Regions from separate parts of the Mus musculus genome. Here region 2 is linked to region 1. The links are chromatin loops, found by intact Hi-C in ENCODE. Cell type or tissue: left cerebral cortex. All regions are shown on one strand. Links, peaks and the distances in the headings refer to the core of each region. The heading gives the core; the rest is flanking DNA.

Region 1 (9,189 bases), core at 894-8,893:
TCGACTTGGCCTTCCGTTGTACAGCCATGAGAGCAGAGGGTTAAGTTATCCTATCTGAAAACCCGACAGGGGCTAATGTTTCACTTAAAATAGAAAATCTAGAAACAATCTATTTCAAGTGCCTTTCCCCCCGACCCCATATTTCTCATCAGCTAATCTGAGCTCTTATTTAGACCTCTTCTCTAGGCATAGCACTCTGACAGCTTATGGGGAAAGCCTGTCCTGTCCTGTCATCCCCACACTACTGATGGTTTCACAGAGCTCAGGCGCTGAACCTCTCTATCCTCCAGTCCAAAGGCCAGAACAAATGGGAAGGATTCTTGGGGAGTGGCTAGATGGGGGCATAGTTCTGCCTGTCATTCCTCAAAGGACCTGGAAACATTATCAAACATCAGTTTATACTGGATGTGACAGGGGAATGTTTAAAAATTTACTTTAAATCAGAAAAATATAAAGTAAGTGTAGCCGATAGCGTAATGTGTCTAAAGGTTACGGCTTTGAACGATCAAATGTGAAACACACAGACTCAAGCAGCTTTGCTTGGTCTGCAATAAACATTGTAAATATGTAGAAAACAAAAAAAAAATCCATCTTTGACATTTCTTTTGGTGCTAAGGAAAGAAGAAATGAACATATGAATCTAACACTCCATCAACCAAGCTACACCCAGGCCTGCACAAACACCGTCATTACAAAGTATTCTCAGACAACAAATTCCATGAAGGAACTTTATTGATGGTGAAATATTTAGGAAGACTCATTCATCAATGCATCCGTCCACCTACCCGTCCATCCACAAAGTTCACTTTTGCCCAAATAAATGGTCCTTTCTAAATATAATCATCTTAGGAGCCACAGAGTAAGTTACAAAGCTGACGGCTGCTCTCTCAGACGTTTGGCAATGATCTGTTTGCTGACCTTGCCCATTGGTGTTCTGATCTCCATGGCTGGAAGGGAAAACGGGAGAAAGGGGTCTCGAGAACTATGAATCTATTTACAGATATGGCTACTGAACACCAGGAAAAGTCAGGACTTAAATTACAGAGTCTACGTTGGCTTAGATATGTTTTCTACCTGGCTAATGCTTACATCAGAGTGCTCAGCTTGGCTGATGGCAAAACACCCGACAGAAGCGTATTATGACACAATTGAAAAAACAGCATTGAGAGGCTGCCTATGAAAACTGCACCTAAAAACCACCCTGCAGACCAGCACGGCTCTCTTTACATCCATCCACATTCAGTCCTTCTGTCTTTAATTATCTTTAACTATGTTTATTTATTATGTCTTTATGCATGTGGACATGTGCATGCCATGGCACACATCGGGAGGTCAGAGGCCAACCTGTGGGAGTCAGTTCTTTCCTTCCACTCTGTGGTTCCAGGGACAGAACTCAGGTCCTCAGACTGGGCAGCAAGTGCCCTTTCACACACACACACACACACACACACACACACACACACAGTTGGCTCCGCACTGGCAGCCATTTGAGTTTTCGATTTTCAACGTTCAGTCCTCAATTTCTACCAGTCCGATCCATCACCGGTCCCCTAAATGGGACGCAGATCCCTGCCTGGTAAGGGATACCGCAGGAAGGATGTTTAAAATGAGACTAGGAATTGAATCCAAGTTTCACACGGTTAAAAACAAAAGCCAAATTTGTCCAGACTGTTGAAGTTAGGTGTGACACCAAAGTCCAATACAAAGAGGATTTCCAAAGGCTCCAGGTGCCTTGGCATCTGTGTGACAACCTGGAGGAAAGATCCAGGACAGGATGGAGGCTCCCATCTGAGCTTTCATCCTTCTAAGTCCCTTTACACAAACAGAGGCTGCAGAGCCATACAATACCAACTGCTCCAGCTTCAAGTTTTTTAACACTCAGCTACCAGCTAGCAGCACTTGGCCCATGTGATGACCAGACCGAGTGCCCCTTGCCTCAAGAATAAACAGCATCCCTACTCTTTCCCTGTGCCCAAGGAACAACCTAAATGGTAGTGGGAATCTGTTGTGAAGCAAGCAAGCAAACAAAACACACTGAAGGGTCAGGGAAGAGTTGCTCGAACTCAAGGTTACTACTTCCTAAGCATCGAACCACTTTAAGCCTAAACTAATTTGACAACTGACACAGAGAAAGGATTTTCTTCTTTGGTGAGTTCAAAAAGGCCTGATTTAATGATGTTTTTTTTTTTTTTAAAAAAAAACATCATTAAATCGGGCAACAAAGAGGATGCCTCTCTTTTTATAGTGGCTCCTTCTCTCCTCCTCTGTTCACAGGCATCTACGCAGCAGAAAGCTATACTATGAAGAAGAACCTTTCTGTTTTGCACGAAGAATCTAATTATGTAAACTCTTGCATATGGAACCAATTTAACTATTAAAACCAAGAGGCAGCAGGGAAGTATTTAATACGATTCCAGGCCAGTTTTTTTTTTTTCCTCCCTTAAATCTGATATGGAAACATTTACAGCATTCCTTGCTTTCCCACAAACTATTTTTCTAAATTTTGCACCAAAGCAAGACAATCCTATTAAGACAAAAGACGTAAGATGCTGGGACTGAAATATTCTATTTCTCATCCAACCCCCCCCCAAGCCCCCCCCCCCCGACACATACACATACCTCTAAGCTTGGGTTTTAAAGAAAATTGCACTGCAAGGACGTCTAGACATTTTTTTCCTTTTCTCAGTGACATTACTACCAATCTAGGAATCTTATTTTACAGCAGCCATAGGAAGCTCCCAAGTCTCGTGTGTGTGTGTGTGTGTGTGTGTGTGTGTGTGTGTGTGTGTGTGTGTATGTTAGGGGAGAGGGGATACTGATGACCCCCAGTTTTTATCACAAGGCGAGTTTGATTAGAACTTCACTTGGTACTAAACCTACAAAAGCCAAAAGCCAACTTACTAAAAAAGATCAGCCTCAAATAACACCATCAAAGGACAGTTCCTTAATGTTTGAGAGGTTTACTGTTCAGCAGGAGGAAAGGGCAATTAAAAAGAAGCCTCTCTCAGCTTCTCACCTTTCTCCCATTCAACACAATGGTACACAGTATGGATGAGGACCTTCACCCGCCCTTCCCAAACAGCAAATTCTAGTTTTTAAATTTAAGTAGGTGAGGGAACGAAATACAACTGGCGTCGCGGCTTCTGCAGTCAGTTTTCACTTAACAGGTTTAATGGGAAGAAGAATTACCAAGATTCTCTTTTGGGGAGGGGAAAACGATTTCTTTTACATAATAAGAAACCTCAACACCTTTCCTTCCCCAATACTTTCACACACTTAAGACCACGGGAAGCTCTTCCCTCTTGTGTTATACCAGTCACATATTATAAAAGTGATTCAACCTCACTTCCCGCAAGTGGAAGGGGAAAGGCACTAAATTTGCCGTGGGCGCATCCTACAGAAAGATTTCATCGAACGCAGCCAGCTCATCTTAGCGTCCTGAATGCTTCGACCTGTTAATAATTAATAAAAGATGCCACCCAATCTCTAGTGAAAAAACACAATGATCTGAAAGTAAAGCCGGCGCAGATACGGTACGGGTGTCCTTCATCCTGGATTGCAACAACAAAATAATCCTAAACCTAGCAAACGTTTAACGAGCACCGGGCCGCCGCGCTAGAGGGCAAAACCCCGCAAGACCTTCAGGGTGCTCACAATTGTTGCCCCTGAGAGGAGCGGCCGCTGTGCCACAGACAGATGGAGCTTTAAATCCCCAAGCCGGGCGACCGGGCCTGCACACTGCTTGGGCAGATTATCCGCCGAGAGGACCCAGCAGGCGCACGATCGCGCAGAGAGCTATGGGGCTGAGTCTTTCCAGGGCCATCTGCAAAGGTCGAAGCGCCTGTCTCGGTTTCTCCCTGCGGCACAAGCAACTTCCTGCGCACCTCCAAACTTTGTCTCCATCACAAACTTCCCTGACTTGCCTTGGCTTCTTCCCGCCTCACCTTGGGACACCTGAAGCCAGCCGTCCCTGCAAACCACTTTCCTCCTTTTACTTCCCACAGCTTACTTCCCCAGACCAGGGAGGAGGCCCTGGGTGCGGAGGCTTAGCCGCGGCTAACCTGTGCCCGTAGGCCCTCGCCGCGGTCTAACCTCGGCTTCTCCTCTCCAATCCCGTGGGCTGATCCTGTCTTCTGTCTACATCCATGCACAAACCTAAGTGTCTAGCCTGAGCGCGCTGCGACTGGGGCAGCGGCGGAGGGCGTCTTGGCACCTTCGGGGCGCTGGGCTGACTCCGGCCCGCGCGCTTTCTGAAGTGGCGGCGTCCGAGGGACGCAGCGCTGAGTTTCCACACTTCCCTAACCCGCTGGCCACTGGAGCTCCAGAGGGTGGGGTGGCCGTACGAAGCTCGGACGGCAGGCCTGGAACGCTAACCAGTCCTGGGGATGACACCACTAGCGTTCGCATGCAGGGCTCGGCCTGGCTGCCGCTCCCCCCCCCCCCCCACACACACATAGGCCAGACTTGTCCCGGGGTGCGGGCCCTGGGGACCCAGTGTGGATGTCCCCAGCTTCCTCCCAGTTGCCAGATCCTCCCTGAGCGTTCCAAGCGCTGCGACTCTCGGCAAACTTTCTTTGGGGAGCCCCGCTGGGTGTCAGGCGCACCCAGACGAGTGACAGCAGCTAAGAAGACGCCGGAGGGGCGATCGGGCCCGTGAGTCTAGCTCCACCGACCCGCGGCAGGCCGAACCCTCCTCCGAGCTCCAGTGGCTACGCTGCGGTGGCCCCGGAGACCCCGTTGGGTTCCAGTGGCTGCCCCTCAAGCTGTACGTGAGCTCCGGCAGGCGCGCCCACCCCTCCCCCTGCGCGCCCTCCTCCCCGCCCCCCGGAGCCGTCAGTCCACCCGAGTCCCCGCGGGCCACCCGGAGCTCACCTTTCATCGCTGCGATCACAAAATACATCCTTTACGCCGCGGTGCGGAGAGCGCAGGGAGAGCCGACCGTCCGACCCCGGAGCCCCCTCTTGCCGCCGCCGCCCGAGCCACAGCAGCAGCTGCCGCAGCTGCCCGCCCGCCGAGAGCCATCCCGAGCCATAAGAGGCTCCATGTGACCGGCTGACATCACGGCCGCCGCTCTGTTTACACCGCGCCCCTCCGCTTCCTCCCGGGGCGGGAGCAAGAGGCGGGAGGCGGGTGCGCCTGGGCGCCGCGCTCCGCCCCCGCGGGCAGGTGACCGGGAACGGCCCACCCCGACACAGTGCTGCCCCCCTGCGCTCCCAGGGGCCCGCACCAAAGTCCCTCGCCACCTCTTTACTAACCGATCACCTGTGGCGGCCCGGAAGCTCTCTGCCTTGCCTCTGACCACTTTCCACACTCCCTCCCGCTACCCCCCTCCCCCTGGCACTTCAGCTAAGCACCCTGATGCCTCTTTCAGCTCAGTTCCAGAACCCTTCTCAGTGACAAAAACACTGAATGATTAACCCCAAAGAAGCTTTCCGTCTGAGGAAGCTACAGTCTCCCTCTTGTCCCAGGGCATCCCAGCCCCCAGGCCCGGAACTGACACCAGTTTTGGGACGGAGCAAGCCCCCTCGTAAGACTTTCAGGACTCACCCAGCTCACAGCATCCAAGGTCGTAGTTCCGGGCTGCGTACTCCCGCAGCATCCCGCATTCAAGACAGCCTGTATATGTAAGACTGGAAAACCATGTCTGCCTGCTAAATGAGCTCCAGGTGCCAGACAATTTGAGCCACTGGTCCCCAGGCTCATCCTATCTAGAAGTCTCTCCAGAAAACCCATCTCCAAGTGGAAAGGGCGCTAGTTTTCTAACCTCAAAGATAAGACGTGGCATTTTAAACAGAAGAAACAACAAACAACACCGGTAGCCATACCATTCACCTTACAACCGAGATTTAATTCCCTCCAATGTTTGAAACTTTTTACTGCATTTACGTAAATCATGGTTTTATTTTTGTTCCCAGATGAATCTCTTTATGCTGAATTTCAAGACTACTTACCAGGCTTCCGCTTTACTTAAAACGTTGGCAACTATGCCTACAGTATTGCGCATAAAAGGGGGGAAAAATCTACTAAGCCAAACTTGCTTACCTAGTGCAGATCTGAGACAGCCCCCACCCTCTGATGATCAAACAGGAAGGATTCTAATATTTCTCTTTCCATGGAACCAAGCTAGCCTTGACCCTGTGTTGTGGCGGTAATTTAGAACACATGCAGACATCTAGCCCCATAACAAAGATTCAGATCTGTTCATTCCCCCTCCCAACCCCCATTTCAAGGAAAAAGAAATGTTTTCCAAACATTTACACAGTTCTAGGATTGGAATGGTCAGAAAACGTCATTGTCTTTTAGTTAAGCTATGGCCTTACAAAAATGTTTGATTTCAGACACATTCATCCCCAAGTAGGTTTTTTTTTTCCTTTAGAATTTTTTGAAATACAACCACACACACACACACACACAAAAAAAAAAAAAAAAAAAAAAAAAAAAAAAAAAAAAAGAGACAGGAAAAGAATCTGAAGCCAGGACCTACCCATGTTAACTCTGCTGTCCAGGCATAGTGAAGTGGACAAGGGTTACAGAGGAAATCAGCCATACCCACTGTAATGTTTACAATTATGAAATTAAATCACACCATGTTCCCATGATGCAACTCCATCTCCCAATGAGGCAACGCCCCAGTCTTCAAATTTGGTTTTGGGTTTCCCTTGTGTTAGTCATGTAAAAAGAAGAGTGCCACCAAAATAGCCCACCACTGGGTGCTGGGTGCATTTTTTTCCCTCCCCTTCTTTGTATTGTTAAAGGAGGAGAATACAACTACAGAGCACATGTTCATGTGTTCTGCCCAGTGCAAGTGCCTCTTGATAGACAAGCTGAGGATTCACTTTAAAACAGTATCTTGCTGTAGATAAGAATGCTTTGAAAACAACCAAATCCATTAGCTCCAGCCTGCCCGCCAGACTTCTGACTCCAAGGTAAATAGTCTTACATCTAAAGTAATCGGTTATTTCCAGGCCATTTCAAATGAAATCGGTAAGGAGGAATGGCATGCGCCGTGACACGGACTCCCACAATTACAAAGAGGATGATCTTTCCTCCTGTAGAGAAGTCCTCAATAGAAATAGCATCTCATCATACTTATTTGAAATATTTACACATTTATCCAGCAAAGACATTGCCAGGATAATGGAATCCTGACCTTGCCCTTCTGGAAATGCATTGCTCTCACATCCTACATGAGCAGCAGAATTCAGATGTTAAGTCGTAACCTTCCTGGGTGGCTAGATGCCATTTGTAATACACGCCTCTATTACATATCATCAGCTTTTAACCTAGGGGAGATAACTGTACTTCATAGGAACAGCTTTTATGAAACTTTTGAAAATAAAAATGAGAGTGTTTATTTTATAATAGATGATAGGATAAATTGCCCATGGACTTAGAAGTCTTTGACCAAACAAACCAGCCAGGAATGAAAGGCCACATATCTTCCTTCAAGAAAATCAAATTGGAGCTACAAATACATTCCTGTAAAAAATTTCACACACTAAATTAAAACATCCTCATATAAAGACACGGTATAATATTGAAACATTATCTATAGGAATAATTGGATTTTATTGAATAAATGCAGTGGAGCATCTAGCATGGGGGGAAATAGTTTTAAGAAATATATTCTTTGCATCCTTTTAAACATGCATTCTGAAGAAGAAAAAAAAAAGAATATTGCTTACAAGAAGGAAATGCCATTGGATAGGAATTCTTTCCTGCAAATGGGAGAATGTTACATATGAGTTCTCAAACATTATTGTGTTGGCTAATCTCAGCCAAGAGGTCAAAATGAGTTTATAGATGGCCACAGACTCATGTGGGGTCCCATTGGCTGCATACACCAGATCTGACACTTAGTAGAAAGTAGAGACACATTGTAGAGACCAGATTTTCCCAGCTCATCCCTGAGCAGAGCCTGGTGCACTTCTGCAGGGGTCCAGACTAGAGTATGGCCAGGAAGTTGGTGTCGATCTCTCTTCCAGAGGTCAAGAAAATGACTTGGGTTTCACTCCACAGGGCCAGTTTATGAGTCTAGAGACACATGGCTGCCCAAGATGCTCAGACATCAAAGCACAGGATTTAGCCCTAAACAAACCATTCCTATTACTGCCTCTAAGGCTCAAGAAATGTGGAAAGAGACTGGAAAGGAAGTAAGATGTGGAAAAGTGTGGTGGAGTTCCATTCTCTTGACACCAGTCATCATTAACATGAACTAGTAGCAGCTGCAATTGCTTGCAAGGGGCCCATTCAAGACAGGGCTTTTCAACAGTCAGTCATGGGTGTGAGAGAACTCAGAAGAGCCTACCCATTATTCCGGTGGAGGGGGAACAGTTGTCTTCAATGGTATATCCACTAGCAAACCTGCCGAACTCTAATAGTAAATCTGATTAAGGCCATATGGATGGCCTTGGCCAAACCCAAGAGTCACAAATGAGAGAAAAAGACAGGAATGTGGAAGATGAGTGGGGAAAGGAAGGGAAGGTGGCTAGATGGGGGAAGGAAGGAGATGCGAGGGTGCAGGGGAAGAGCAGTCAGAATGGGTCATATACCCCAGTGAAATCAAGGATTAATTTTCATTAAAAAATGATTCTTAGCTTTTTCGAGATTTAGATTTGTACCACACAGAGGCCTGATCATATGGTATATCACACCATCACACCCAAGCATGAATTCAAGGCTTTGGGGGTGGGGTGGGGGGTAGCATACTAGTGGGTGGAGGCATTTGTCCAAACTCCTCAAGATCCCAAAACAAGATGATTTCAACATTTGGGGATACATGTGAATAGGAGCATTTTGGTTCTTTCTTTTCCTCGCCCCTGTCTCTTCTACAGCTTGATAATTCAATTAATTTCTTTCTAACTGAACAGGGAAGAGGCCACCCAAAAGTTAACACAGTCTACGACCTTGTTTCAGCTCAGTCTTTGCCTTCTGAAAGACAATCAGGGCCAGCAAGACTACACAGAGGGAAGCTGCAGAAAAGGCATCTACTCCCTTTTGTAGATCATGGTCTTGCTAAATTGTGAATCTAGAAGACTCCAGGTCTCACAAAATAACATTTTATGAATAATACTGGAGAGATCCAGAATCAAAGATAAGAGAGGGAATCGTTGATTTATCTTGTTTATTAATGTTAAGGGGGGGGTGAACATTTTAATATGGCTTGTCTGTCTTGCTCACTATTTTAAG
Region 2 (9,189 bases), core at 854-8,853, 400 kb after region 1:
TGTAAGTGTGAGAGGTGCATGGGGTACCCATGGAGGTTAATATTAATTATCAGTTTGACTAGATGAAGAATCACTCAAGAGACGCCCCAGAGCATTCCTGTGAGGGATTTTCTGGGCGAGGTGAATTGTGGCACAGCCATGACTTCCAGCCATGACTTTCAGTAGGGAAAGTAGCTCATAGTGACTGAGCTACTTCAAATCCTACTTAATAGAGCTACTTACATAGAAGGTAGATGATGTTAAGTCCACCCTTTCTGCAGATCAGAAGATCCACACCTTCTTTCTCAAGCATCAAACACTATTTGCTTTGTGACAACTGGTTCACAAGCTCCTGGAGAATGGTGTCTAGGTCCATCATCCTGTCTTGATTCCATCCCTGGCTCTCTTACCCGGAGATTCTAGCTCCTTCTATCATCTCAACGGGACAGCACAGGATCCTACCCTTCTGCCCCCAAACCTACAAGGACATAGCCCAGAAATGATGGTTTATATCTACAAGGATCCACACATGAAATGGTCCAAGTATAGGGGAGTGCATGTGAATCTACAATTGGGATGAGACATCTTAATTTGGCATCACTAGGTACCCTGGTCCATTGTAATCACGGATCTGTGTGAATTTCAGGGTTCCTTGAAAAAGCCAACTCCATCACCTTTTTGAGGACCCTTCATTTTAGCAAGTGTGGTTATTCCACTGGGGCTTCAGAGTGTCAAGGGCCAGAAGCTTTAAAAGGGAGAGAAAGAGAAGGAAGAGCGGAAGTGGGGTAAGAAAGGCCTAATTAGGAGGGAGGAGTATCTCTCTGCAGACAGGTCATGGAAGGATGCCAGGGGCTCTCGCCACATAAAGGGAAAGATTGTTATAAAAAGAGTTTTTAAATAAAGAACACGACGAAGAAAGAGGCACGGCAGTGGAGCCTGCGAGGGGCGGGGCAGAGAATAGGGAAATGAAGAAGAATAATGACTTGAAAGTGTCTTTTTTTTTTCTTCCTGGTTCTTTGCTTTCCTTTCTACAGATGCTCAGCTGAGGCAGTGCAGCTGGCTCCATGACAAACGTGGGGAAATCAGCCAATTTGAGCTGGTTGTTAGCAGTCCAGGGACAGAGGCATAGGGACGTGTGTGTGTGTGTGTGTGTGTGTGTGTGTGTGTGTGTGTGTGTGTGTTGGGGAGGGGGGGTGATGGTAATGTGTGCTGCTTCCAGCATGGGAGTTGAGTTTGCTTGGTTTGTCGGGGGACTATATAGAGTATCCTGGTGAGAATCTTGCCAAGCCCTCTCTGTCTTTTGACCCTGCTATGATAGAAGGGACCTTTGAGAAGGGACCTTCTTCTGTGGCTGTCTCCTCCTTCTTCATCCTCCCACTGACAAGCCTCTTTCCTTTGACTGCTGGGGCTTTCTTCCCCCACTGGGTCAGAAGTCTATGGTACAGGGACCCCGCTCCTCAGTGTCAGCATCCCAGGTCTCATGGTCCAGTTCAAGTCCTCCTAGATGGCCTGGGTGTGGACTTCTTCTCACATACTTTGGAGCTTCCCCACAAGACAAAGAAGCCTGCTGGGTAAGTTGTAACATCGAAGAACATGCCACAACTATCGACTGACACAGAATCCTGTCCCCAAAGTGAGGAAGAGTGTACTTCTGGCCATTCACTCTAAGGAAAGCAATCAATATTCTGCGTCAAGTTCAAAGTGAAGAGCCATCTCCCTACTTACTACATTTTGCCCTTTTCAACATTTGATAATGAAATAAAGAGAACCAATATGAGGCAGGGAGCTATCAAAGGGAGCCCTCTGCAGGGGAGAGCACCTAGAGGGTTGAAGCATTCTGTCTCTTGCTTAATTTAGCGCTCATACAGATGTAGACAGTTGTCTACATTCATTGCAAACTCATTGCACTGCACACTTAATATCTCATCGGTGTATTTATTTGGATGTTAATTATACCTGCACAAAGGTCTGAGGATTTAAGGGCTTAGATTTCAGCAACACTGAAGTCTTCAGCAGACTAGTCCTACGGGCAGCTACTTTGAAAACACACAGGAGACACACACCTTCTGTTGCTGTATCAGATGCCTTATAGAAAAGATACTTTCAAATAATTCAAAAGTAATTCGAAACTATCCACAAATGAGCTTTTTAGGAGCTGACAAAATACAGGGTACATTCAAAAGGGTTTTATGGGAGAGAAGGAAGCAATACAACTAATTATTAGATTACAGTTCTTGCATGTGCTCATGTGGTGTGTGTGCAGGTATACAGTGTAGATGGGGGCCAGAGGACAATCTCTAGTGTTATTCCACTAGATACTGCCTGCCTCGTTTATTTCTGAGACAAGTTATCTTCTTAGCCTGGAACTTACCAAGTAGTCTAGGCTGGCCGGCCACTAAGGCCTAACAATCTGTCCCTGGCTCCCAATGCTAGGATTACAAGGACATCCCATGAGCTGCTTTTATTATAGGTGCAGGAATTGAACTCATCCTCAGGCCAATTAATTTTTCTTCTAATGTAAAAGTAAGCTGATTGTGTGAAGCAGTTGTCCTCAGTGATCTTGATTTAAAGTGTTAGTTGGGTACCCAGAAGAGAAGGCAACATGTTGGTATTTTTGACTACACTTACTTATGTGATGTGAGCTCATTTGTTTGAAATAGAAAGAGAGTGATAGAAATTTGGAAGTGAACAGGCATTGAATTATGGGGTCTACTCCTGAGGGTGGGAATCAACTTTGTTGTTCCTCGGGTTCCATGTCTCTTGTTTTTTGAGAAAGGGTCTCTCATTGGCTTAGAGTTTGCTAGCTAGGTTAGACTGGCTGTGTAGTAAGTCCAGGAGACCCATCCATCTCTCTCTGTACAGCACTGGGATTATAACACACACTACTATGCATTATATCTTATAGACCTTATATATCAATGTGGGTCTTTGTGGTTTTGAGAAGAAAGCCCTTTATTGGTTCAACAGTTAATAACTGTGCTTCCTTCTCTGTCAGAGGACCCAGGTTCAGTTTCCAGAACCACAGTGTAGCTCACAACCTTCCGTGACTCCAGTTCCAAGGATCCTATACCCCTTCTGATGTCTGCAGGCTTGTGCAAATACTTACTTTGCATGTGAATACACTCAAACACATCTATACACATAAGAGTGAAATAAATATTTTCTTAATGATGTTCAGAAAAGGAAAGTAGTTTATTGACAGCCATCTAGTGTTTCAATATGCCAGGCATGAGTCTTTAAGGTCTCCCTCCACCCCCACTCTGTGTGTGTGTGAGTGTGTGTGTGTGAGTGTGTGTGTGTGTGTGAGTGTGTGTGTGTGTGAGTGTGTGTGTGTGTGTGTGTGTGAGTGTGTGTCTGTCTGTATGTATGTTTTATTTATTTAAATGGCATCATCTACTAAAAATATTAAAGCAAATATGACAGTTATAACTTTTACCAGCTTCTAGAAAGCAATACCTTTATTAAGATTAAAATCATCTCCAAAAAAGATATTTTTCCAAGAGTCATTGCTATTCAAATAAATATGTATTTAAAAACAAGATAATCCAGTGCTAGACTTGAGCACTGAATGTTTATCTTCTTAAAATACACTTATAGATAAATTCTGCATAATAGTTTGCATTTAAAAGGACCAGATTCATAGTTCCTATTATCTCAGCCTTCCATCCCTGGAATGGAAGACACTGAGGGACATTTTTATTAGCACAAATTCACACTCCCTACCAATGAAGCTTAATGTTTGCTTCATTGGACAAATTACCCTCTCCTCGATAACTTTGAGAAATGCCAGAGAAAAGGAAGAAGGAGCAACAATACCACGGATACCACTTTGCCTGCTTAATTAAAGATCATATTCTTGACCTTCCATGGAAAGAATGAGGAGTGATGTGTGTGTGTGTGTGTGTGTGTGTGTGTGTGTGTGTGTGTGTGTGTGTCAGCATGCATGTGTGCAGATGCTGGTGCAATGGTTTGGTCCTCAACAGCCACACCAATGATGGGAGATTCCCTTCTTATGTATAGAATTAAGGAGATCTGCTGGGTGCTGCTCCGCTGGTCTCTCAGCATCTTATAGGAGAGGTTAGACCTAGAAGTTGGTTGGCTTGGCCTTGGGGGTTTCTACTAGGCCAAGTTCCCTCGTGTGCATTCCTCCAGCACATGAGGCCAAGGTGCTTCAGTGCCTTTGGTAGACCCTACACATCTCCCTGAGCTTGTTCCCATCTGCACAGAGCCTCTGTTCATACTGGAGAACCCTGGACACACTAGGAGAGATGAGCATGACAAAGCTCAGCTCTTCCCTTCAGTGAGAGAAACAGGATGATGAGAAAGCACAGTGGGTAGCCCAGAGAAAGAAGGGCCAGTTTGGAGCTCTTACGGTCCCCAGTCTATGGGGAGGACAATTCTTGGATGGGCTGTGGGTAGTAAGCCTGGGCTGATTTCAGGGGGACTGGGGGACTCCAAATGTGATAACCAGCCACACTGGATTCTGCTATAGTTATTTACAGTCTCCTGGAGCTAGACGAAAGATTCAAAGTCACCATGTGGTGGCTACCAAGAAGATGCTTTCTTAAGCAGTAGAATTCTCTTTCAAATTAAATCTTCTATGGACCCCTGGAATGAAAAATAATTTACATTGAGAAATGGCTGCTGAGCAATTAAAACCCCTCACTGTTTGATGGAAAAAAATTATTCTCACAGCATACAGGGCTCCACTAGAACACTCTGTGAGGGCTCCCAGAGAGTGTGTGTGAAGACCGGGTTCTCAAATAAATGGGGAGCACACTGCCACTGAGGCATATTCCCCCAAAGGCAGCTCACACATTTAGAATTTCTGTCCTCCCCCCCCCCACCTGAGTGCCACCCCCTCATAGTTTGCATGCATGAATGGTAGCCCTTCTCTGAGGCTCAGGGACTTACATGCGCACACCGTAGAGGGAGGTGTTCACCACAGTGGAAGCTAAAAACTAGGCTGTACGTATGCTCTTTCTTTCTTCCCCCACATATATGCTGGAACTTGAGCCAGCCAGGTCCCTTCTGCAGTCTCAAGACTTCCTGCCCATCTGTCTGTGAGGGCCGAGGGCTAGTTTGTGCATGTGGGCAAGAAGGGAAGGGGAGTCTTACATTACTGGCAAAAGTGGGGGACAGGGAATGGGTACGGGAAGGTCCTGCTTCCTTCCAGCTTCAACGTAGCCCCCTTCAAAGTACAGAGGACAACACAACCTGGCTATTCCAAGTAAAGCAGTAAACAGAGGTAAATTCTAACCAGACTTTGTGTGTTAAAAGGAAGCGAAAGCAGCTGAATTATGTACAAAAACTTACCCTGCCCCCGGAAGGCATCAAAATAGAACTTCCTGGAGCCTGCTAGAAAGACAGAGGCGTCCTGCACACAGAGCTTCTGTGAGCCTGCCAGAGAGATGTCCTGCATGCCAACTGCAACTCTTTAGAGAGGATCAACAGCTGGAAAGGCAAACTTTTTTTTTTTTGAATGTTAACATTTTACAGTTCAAATCACTTAACAGATGTAAAATTATGGGTTATACTTAGCATTAGTTTTTTTCCCCCCAGAAATTATTAACTAAAGAAGATCTTTCTGGAAAACACATCTGATGGTTAGAATTTCTTGATGATGATGACAAGAACACGCTCCTTTTACTAAATGGGAATGTTTGTTTTACCCAATCTCACTTTCACCAGCGTACCCCATAGCTGATACAGGTTTACATAAGGTTAACTGGGCGTTTTGAGGCATTAACCATACACATTTCGAAGCCTAGGCATTAAGTTGTCTTAGGTGACTAGTCAAGAAATGTTAATGAGACACTAAGGCAGGGATTGATATCATACCCAAGAGAATATTCCTGAAGGGAAACAGTCAGGGTAAGACAAGGCCGATGACATCAAAGAAAGTTCCAGATCTCAGCTCAAAGGTGATGATGTGGGGGTAAGTGGGGCAGATGATGTCAGCAAACTCTCTGAGCGGGTCAAAGTTGAGGGCGAAATGGATAAGGAATCGATAACTGGCTGACTGATGACAAATCTGGTGGGGGAGAGTTGGGTAAAGAGCGGCTGTTCAGAAGGCAGAGAAGGAAAGGCAAAGGGCACGTGATACTGTTGCTAAATACATCTCCAAACTCTTATGAGAGGTTTGGGAACATGAGATGGGAGAGAAGAGAGTCATGTGGACCTCTGGCAGCCAGGGACGCAGGAGGTCTGGAGAGATACGCACCATATAAACCTCTCACTTCTTTAACCTCCGTTTCCTCAGCATTAGTTTGAAGTTTGTTCCAGGTGGCTTCTGAGCTTAAGATAATTATTTGAAGGAACAACATCAACATCAAAAAACCCAAACCAAAACAAGACCTTCTCCAGTGGAGAGACTTAAAGTATTCCATACAGACAAAAAAGCCTTATCCAGTGCATTCTAGAAGCTTCACCCAGCACCTGACTCTGGTTTGCCTGACTACCAAGTGAGATCCCTTTGTCTATCAATGCTGGGTTAAAGATGATCAATGCCCAGACATCATGTAAATCAAGGAAGAAAACAATGCTTTGGAAACTGAGTACTGAGCCAAGGGAAGGGGACAACTATGTTCTAGAAAAATCTTAATAAGTCAACTCGGAGTCCAGCTTCCCTTTTAGAAACAGCATGCCAATAACGATCCACTTCATGGCTGTGTACGTCTTGGGCTGCAAGAGGCTGACAAAGCATTTGGGTCTTACATATTACAGTCAAAAGAAGGAAGTCGCCATTGTGCTACACTGGCTAGCTTGCCACGGAGTTAACTCTTTCAGTGCAGAGGCGTCCTGTTAGCTTCTCCCCCAGGGGAGGGAAATAGGTACCTGTCTATGTGTTAACAGATCAGCCTCTTTGAAGGCACAGTTCTCAAAAATAGACTTACTGTATCCCACCACCAAGGACAGCTCATGTTTTCTCTTTGCTTGAAGTGCTGGCCCTAACTGTCAGCTCTCATGTCCCTTGGGATGCAGAGTCAGAATGTGAGACTTGGAACATCAGAGCCAAAAAGCCACCTCTGAGCGGTTCAGAGGCAAGGTGGGAAGGGGTAGGGGAGAGAAAAAACAACAGCAAAAAAAAAAAAAAAAAACCCCACAAACCAAACCAGCATCCCACTGTGATGTCAGCCATATTTCTTCCACATGGCAAGTTTCATTTTGTTTAATTTAACAATAAACTCATTATATTAACTCAATTCAATAGAAGCAGCAGGGGGATTTCTCCTAATTTAATCCTGGGTTTGGAGGAGCCTTGCTCTGTGCTCAAACAATGCAATCCAGAGATTAAAGGGCTTGTAGCATATTGAAGGAAGGGAATACAGTGGTGTCTCCCAAGGCAGCCTACTGGGGAATTAGGGACCCATCGGCCCACGGCTCACTTTATCCAGAGCATCTTCCAGCTGGAGATCTAATCTTCTGCAAGCAAGTCATTCCCAGCAGCCTCCCAATGTCACCAAACTGGCTTTCTGTAAGTCACTTGAAAACACAAGGATGTAACTGGCTAACAATCTTATCCATCATCATGACAGGCTATAATATGTGCACCCCTCCCCTTCCCTGAAAACAAAAAGGGTGTTTCTGGTTATTAGCCACTTTAAGAAAATGTCTCCACCTTTTAGACTAATTCTTGAGGGGCAGCGGAGGCTGTAAGAACTGGCTAATCTCTTTGAGATCTAGGAATTCCAAATCCAAACACCACACACACACACACACACACACACACTGGCTAGAGACTAGACAATGCTTTTTGTACCCAGCTGGCAAGAAGAACAAACAAACTCATTAATTAGGGTCCCGCTGGTGCTGTATTGAGGATCTATGAATACAGGCTTCCTCTAGGACTGCAGCTGGGAGAGGCAGACTTCTGAAACTCAGAGACATCCTCGATTCATATCTGCCTCCTCTAAACACTTGCCGGGGGTGTGGCGACCGTGTGGTCTTATGTGTGTCCATGAAGGGCAGACAAATATTTATCTAACTGACCAGTCACCTTTTCAAGTTCCTGGTCTTTCTGAATCTCTGTCTCCTTTGTCTCTGTCTCTGTCTCTCTCTCCAAAATCTTTTCCCTTCATTAAAAAATAAATTTAGGATAAAGACAATTGGTAGGAGGAAGACAATGTCACACATTAAGGATCACAGACTAAAGAGATCTCAAGCAAGACGGATATTCAACTCATTACAAAGAGAGAAAAATCCTCTTTGACCTCTGGGTTGGCAAAGGAGATGTTCTTCACTCCCTGGGACACATCTGATTTCATTACTAATAGAATTTACTTCTTGTCCTAGAAGTATATAATGGAAGGGGGAGACAGAAACACAGTGGAAGACACAAAAAGACAGAAAGACAGACAGAGACATAGACACAGAGAGACAAAACAGAGTAAAAGACCACATATCTACCATACAAATAATAGAAAAAGAGTGTCTTATTAGAGTCCTTAAGCTTAAAACAGAGCCTTATCTGTCCCCTCTAAAAATAATCCTGTGACCTTTTGCATTCTCTAGGCCATATGTATTTTGGCAACGTCTAAAGTCCCAAGGCACATCAGACAGAGTGAGGGCTCAGGGTTGTCTGGTCCAGGTCTCTGGAGCTAAGAAGTACACCTGTCAGAGAAGCAGCAGGCAGATTCAAAGCGAAGAGTCCACGGGGACCTGGATGGAGGGCACGCCGCGCCCCACTGTCTCTTTCAGTTGCTGATTAAATCTCCTAGCATGCCTTAGGAAAGCTGAACTGGGAACATGAGGCCTTCTACCACAGAGCGACATGGATACAGACATCGGACTGAGTAAATAATACCGGTGACCGAGAAAGGAAAATAGCGGTGTGCACCACACTGCTAGTTTTGTTTAATCTAAAGAAATAAAGAGTATCAAGCATCATTTACAATCAAAGAAATGCAAACTAAGGGGCCTTATACTCTTTAAAACGTATCCAATTAGCAAAGATAAAAAAGGCAGATGAGAGCGTTGTCAGTGAGGGCTTATGCAAACTGACACTCTCCTGTCTACTCAGAGTTGGAGTATATATTGAGAACCTTTCTGGAATTGAAGTAGGCAGAATGTTGCAGATGCTGTAGCTGTGTGCACTGTGTCGCAGCCATGCCACGGGCAGCATCGTAACCAGCAGTTGGGCGTTTGCAGTTGATGTCTCTCACAGCCTTGTAGCAAGTTGTCAGAAGCAACTCCAAATAGGAAGACCCT

What was found. Hi-C counts contacts between places; a loop is a spot of excess contacts. Peaks named below come from ENCODE experiments on the same cell type or tissue, not always from the same donor. Only the 100,000 strongest peaks of a DNase experiment are listed, where the experiment ranks them.
Region 2: it touches region 1 in a loop (2.4-fold over the local background); 2 of 42 quality-filtered maps call a loop at or near these places.

Annotation. Positions count from the first base shown.
Region 1 is chr9:69,285,732-69,294,920 of GRCm38, reverse strand. The region is part of intron 2 of Rora (RAR-related orphan receptor alpha); the gene reads right to left. Among named protein-coding and RNA genes, the nearest start is that of Gm46153, 15 kb to the left of the region's middle. In left cerebral cortex, for the core only: a CTCF peak has its summit at 5,202; DNase peaks (open chromatin) are centred at 4,236, 4,540, 5,074, 5,630 and 1 more place; H3K4me3 peaks cover 2,855 bases; H3K27ac peaks cover 2,091 bases.
Region 2 is chr9:68,880,720-68,889,908 of GRCm38, reverse strand. All of the region lies in intron 1 of Rora (RAR-related orphan receptor alpha), which reads right to left. Gm31262 (a long non-coding RNA gene) reads right to left here. Exons shown (of 2, transcript XR_379583.4): 1 at 1-9,189. Among named protein-coding and RNA genes, the nearest start is that of Gm31262, 62 kb to the right of the region's middle. In left cerebral cortex, for the core only: a CTCF peak has its summit at 4,862; DNase peaks (open chromatin) are centred at 995, 5,038, 5,293 and 7,754; H3K27ac peaks cover 1,189 bases.